2 separate regions of the Homo sapiens genome follow, and region 1 is linked to region 2. A link is a loop called in an ENCODE intact Hi-C map of the cell type or tissue named here. Cell type or tissue: B cell. All regions are shown on one strand.

Evidence for each region. Peaks named below come from ENCODE experiments on the same cell type or tissue, not always from the same donor. Only the 100,000 strongest peaks of a DNase experiment are listed, where the experiment ranks them.
Region 1: a loop joins it to region 2, with 9 times the contacts of the local background. A loop is called at or near these places in 9 of 110 quality-filtered maps.

The regions. Positions count from the first base shown.
Region 1 is chr17:5,306,390-5,308,889 of GRCh38, forward strand. RABEP1 (rabaptin, RAB GTPase binding effector protein 1) reads left to right here. Exons shown (of 18, transcript NM_004703.6): 2 at 2,305-2,433. Among named protein-coding and RNA genes, the nearest start is that of RABEP1, 25 kb to the left of the region's middle. In B cell, a CTCF peak has its summit at 1,170 (motif pointing left); a DNase peak (open chromatin) is centred at 1,152; H3K27ac peaks cover 355 bases.
Region 2 is chr17:5,195,749-5,198,248 of GRCh38, forward strand. All of the region lies in intron 1 of ZNF594-DT (ZNF594 divergent transcript), which reads left to right. Among named protein-coding and RNA genes, the nearest start is that of ZNF594-DT, 5.0 kb to the left of the region's middle. In B cell, CTCF peaks have their summits at 1,405 (motif pointing right) and 1,605; a DNase peak (open chromatin) is centred at 1,393; H3K4me3 peaks cover 94 bases; H3K27ac peaks cover 821 bases.

The sequences.
Region 1 (2,500 bases), 110 kb after region 2:
GGCCGAGGTGGGTGGATCACCTGAGGTCAGGAGGTCAAGACCAGCCTGGGCAACATGGTGAAACCCTGTCTCTACTAAAAATACAAATATTAGCTGGGCGTGGTGGCATGTGCCTGTACTCCCAGCTACTCGGGAGGCTGAGGCAGAAGAATTGCTTGAGTCCGGGAGGCGGAGGTTGCAATGAGCCAAGATTGCACCACTGCACTCCAGCCTGGGTGACAGAGTGAGACTCTGTCTGAAAAAAAAAAAAGATACATGATAATAGAGGAGGGTATAAGCTGGAAGTCTAAGCATGGAACTGAGTCAGAATCATGAGGTTGGAAGTGACTTCTGGTCTTTTCTGGCTATATACAAGGTCATTTGATTGCTACTTTTTTTTGTTACTCATTAAATAAATACCACCAATTTAATAATGACAGCTAACAGCTAACATTTATCAAGTTATAGTAAAATGTTGTATATCTCATGTAATTTATTGAATCCTCTAGTGAAAGTTGAAAGTAAAAAAGAGAATGGTTGTATGAGTACCATAATAAAGTGGAAAAATTGTAAGTGAAACCATCAGTTTGAACCATCTGTGTTGGTTTTAGTTCATTGTCAAAGGAATACATATCTGCATAGAAGAGAACTTTGAGAAGCTTATGGAAGGCCAGGTGCGGTGGCTTATGCCTGTAATCCCAGCACTTTGGGAGGCCGAGGTGGGTGGATCATTTGAGGTCAAGAGTTAGAGACCAGCCTGACCAACATGTGAAACCCCGTCTCTACTAAAAATACAAAAATTAGCCAGGCGTGGTGGCACATGCCTGTAGTCCCAGCTAACTGGGAGGCTGAGGCAGGAGAATTGCTTGAACCTGGGAGGCAGAATTTGCGGTGAGCCGAGATCGCCCCACTGCACTGTAGCCTGGGCAACAGAGGGAGACTCCGTCTCAAAAGCATATGGAAGAAATTAATGAGCCATAATTCTGTTACTCATAGATAAATCATTGGTACATTTTTTCCAGTCTTTTTTTCTATACATTTTAAAATCAGCTCTCAATTAAATTGAGTGATTGGGAGAGGGGATAGCCTTCAAAGATAATCTCAGATCTTGATTAAAATTCTAGGCAAATCATCATTATCTGGAGTGACTTGCAGTAGGAAACTTGGCCCTCTGCTGGCCTAAGTAGTTAGTGGTTGATTAGTACTAACCGATATCCCCTAAAGGGATTATGGTCATAGCTTTAAGGCTGGGATGCTGTTGGGGCAAAAGGGGAGATCAGGGGTTTGCACAGCTGGACCTCCTATCTTATGCTTCAATCAAAGGAACCCCTGGGTTTGGTCAGGGAAGGCAATCATTTAACCAGCTGTGTCCAAATTATAGAGTCCATAAAGTAAAAAGTCTGCTAATCTCCGCACACCATGATCAATGTTGAAAACATGGAAGAAAACCAGATTATCTCCCAGTAATTGAGAGTTTATATAGAATGTGCAGTTCTGTATCCTCTCTATGAATGGGTTTTTGATTATGATCTCAGTATAATGGTAATGGATCATTTTGAAGTTGGAAGAATAGTTCAGTCTGGTATGGCTACACTAGTTAGGGAACCTATTAGATTTTGCTTGTGACACTTGAGAGAAATGGGAAATAGCAAGATTGGCAGTAGGTTCATTTGTGGGATAAGTAGTTCAAATAATCCAATATTTAACAGTTCTAAAATTAAATTGCTATTCAGTTGCACAAAGGCACTTTAGAAGCTCTTTTTTTTGTGGGGAAGTTGGCCTTATGTGATTCTCTGTATATTTGTGGTTTCACTTTACATGACTCATTTACAGTTGTGTATTAAGTCTAATACAAGGATCTTTTTTTTTTTTTTTGAGACAGAGTCTCACTCTGTCACCCAGGCTAGAGTGCAGTGGTGCGATCTCGGCCCACTGCAACCTCCGCCTCCCGGGTTCAAGCGATTCTCCTGCCTCAGCCTCCTGAGTAGCTGGGATTACAGGCACCTGCCACTACACCTGGCTAATTTTTGTATTTTTAATAGAGATGGGATTTCTCCATGTCGGCCAGGCTGGTCTCGAACTCCTGACCTCGGGTGATCCGCCCGCCTCGGCCTCCCAAAGTGCTGGGATTACAGGCGTGAGCCACCATGCCTGGTCTGTCTTACTTTTTTTAAACATTAGAATATCCTAGCATATGGTGGATTTTTGGAAGAAGCTTGACTACTTGTTTCACGTATAGCAATGTACAGCTAGAATACTAATTTACTGTTTTATAAATTTATGAATAAAAGTTATTACTTGTTAACTAGTGTTTTTTTCCCCCAGTTTCTCTTCAGCAACGGGTAGCAGAATTGGAAAAAATTAATGCAGAATTTTTACGTGCACAACAGCAGCTTGAACAAGAATTTAATCAAAAGAGAGCAAAATTTAAGGAGTTATATTTGGCTAAAGAGGGTAAGTTCATAAGTCTCGCACCAACTTCAATGCGAAAACTGCCTTAAAGTGTTGAGTTTCTTGGTAG
Region 2 (2,500 bases):
TGCCTGCCTCAACCTCCCAAAGTGCTGGGATTACAGGCATGAGCCACTGAGCCTGGCCCTCTTTACTGTCTTATGCGGTCACTCAACACAATACTTCTGACACCAGATGGGTGGGGGCTTTCTCCACATACTGAGCAATTCTCTAGCAGACACCAGATAGCTGTCCTCTAATTCAATTCAATCTGACACTATCTACCTGGAGATAGTGTTAGATCCCGCAGTCCCACAAGACTACTGCCCACTTCAGATGCCAATTGTAAACTCTTGGCTGTGACCTGTATTTCTGACAAACTGGCTCTAAAGTGAGGTTCCCACAAATCCCTCCTAGGGTTTGCCAGGACAGCTCACAGAACTCAGGGAAACACCTTACTTATATTTACCCATTTATGATAAAGGATATTACAAAGGATATAGGTTAATAACCAGATGGAAGAGATGCATAGGGCAAGGTATGCAGAAAGGTGTGTGGCACTTCCATGCCCTCTCTGAGTGCCATCCTCCAGGAACCATCCACCATCCTCCATGTGATCAGCTATCTGGAAGCTCCTAGAACTCTATCCTTTGGGGTTTTTATGAAGGCTTCATTACATAGGCATGATTGATTAAATCATTGGCCATTGGTGATGAACTCAACCTTCAGCCCCTCTCCCTCCCCTCCCTTGGAGATCCTGCCTTGATCTTTTTGGCAACTAGCCCCCGTCCTGAAGTTATCTAGGGGCTCCCAGCCATCAGCCATCTCAGCAGCATACAAAAGACAGTTTTTGTCTGTTTGTTTTTGTAGTTTTGAGATGGAGTCTCACTCTTGTTGCCCAGGCTAGAGTACAATGGCACGATCTCGGCTCACCGCAACCTCCGCCTCCCGGGTTCAAGCGAGTCTCCTGCCTCAGCCTTCTAGAGTAGCTGGAATTACAGGCATGCGCCAGCACACCCGACTAATTTTGTATTTTAAGTAGAGGCAGGGTATCTCCTTGTTGGTCAGGCTGGTCTCGAACTCCCAACCTCAGGTGATCCTCCTGCCTCAGCCTCCCAAAGTGCTGGGATTACAGGCATAAGCCACTGTGCCTGGCCATTTGTTTGTTTTTGCTTTGAGATGGAGTCTTGCTCTGTTGCCCAGGCTGGAGTGCAGTGGCACAATCTCGGCTCACTGCAACCTCTGCTTCCTGGATTCAAGCGATTCGCCTGCTTCAGCCTCCAGAGTAGCTGCAACTACAGGCGCGCGCCAACATGCCCAACTAATTTTTGTATTTTTAGTAGAGACGAGGTTTCGCCATGTTGGCCAGGCTGGTCTCAAACTCCTGACCTCAGGTGATCCACCCAGGTCGGCCTCCTCAAGTGCCGTAATTACAGGCCTGAGCCACCGCGCCAGGGCCCCATGTGTGAACTTCTTAATACACCACTAGGTGGCAGTGATTTGCAGCCCGTGGTTGTATTAAACAGACTTTTTTTTTTTTTTTTTTTTTTTTTTGAGACGAAGTCTTGCTCTTGTTGCCCAGGTTGGATGGAGTGCAATGGCCTGATCTTGGATCACCACAACCTCTGCCTACCAGCTTCAAGCAATTCTCCTGCCTCAGCATCCCACATTGCTGGGATTACAGGCATGTGCCATGATGCCCGGCTAATTTTTGTATTTTTAGTAGAGACGGGGTTTCTCCATGTTGGTCAGGCTGGTCTCGAACTCCCAACCTCAGGTGATCCACCCACCTCGGCCTCCCAAAGTGCTGAGATTACAGGCGTGAGCCACCACGCCCTGCCTAAAGAGACATCTTAAATACGCCTTTATTTTTAGACAATAGAAAAATAAGCTTCCCATTATGCAAGAGTCCTATGGCCTTTGTGCTTTCCTACCCTGTGAACTAAGAGTCTAAATCTGTGAAAAGATGTCCATGAGGTAGAGTTGAATTAAAATAGCAGGTTGCAGAACAATATTTGTACCTCCTCACTTTCTTCTTTTCTGCCTCTCTCCCTTCCTTCTCTACTTCCACAAAAGTTGACTGAGCACCTATTGTGTGCTAATATATGCTAAGTTACTGGAAATGCAATGGTGAGCAAAGCAACACCAGTGTAGTCCCTGTGGATCTTATAGTCCCTCATTGATGGACAGATAGGTTGGTTCCACCTTCTCATTATAACAAATAATACTACAAAGAACGTTTTATACATACACTTGAGTTTCTCTAGGGCAGTGGTTCTCAAAGAGTGGTCTGGGCCATGAGACCAAAACAATTTTCATAATAATATTAAGATGTTATTTGGCCTTTTTCATGCTCACTCTTCTCACGAATGTTCAATGGACCTTTCCATGAGGCTACATGACATACGACATTGCAACAAATTGATGGCAGAAGCAGATAGGAGAATTCAGATGTTTTCTATTAAGCCAGATATGAGATTTGAAAAAAAAAATGTAACATACACAGTGACACTTTTCTCACTAATTTTTTTGTTTGGGAAAATATAGTTATTTTATTATTTTTTGGAGAGAGGGTCTCACTCTGTTGCC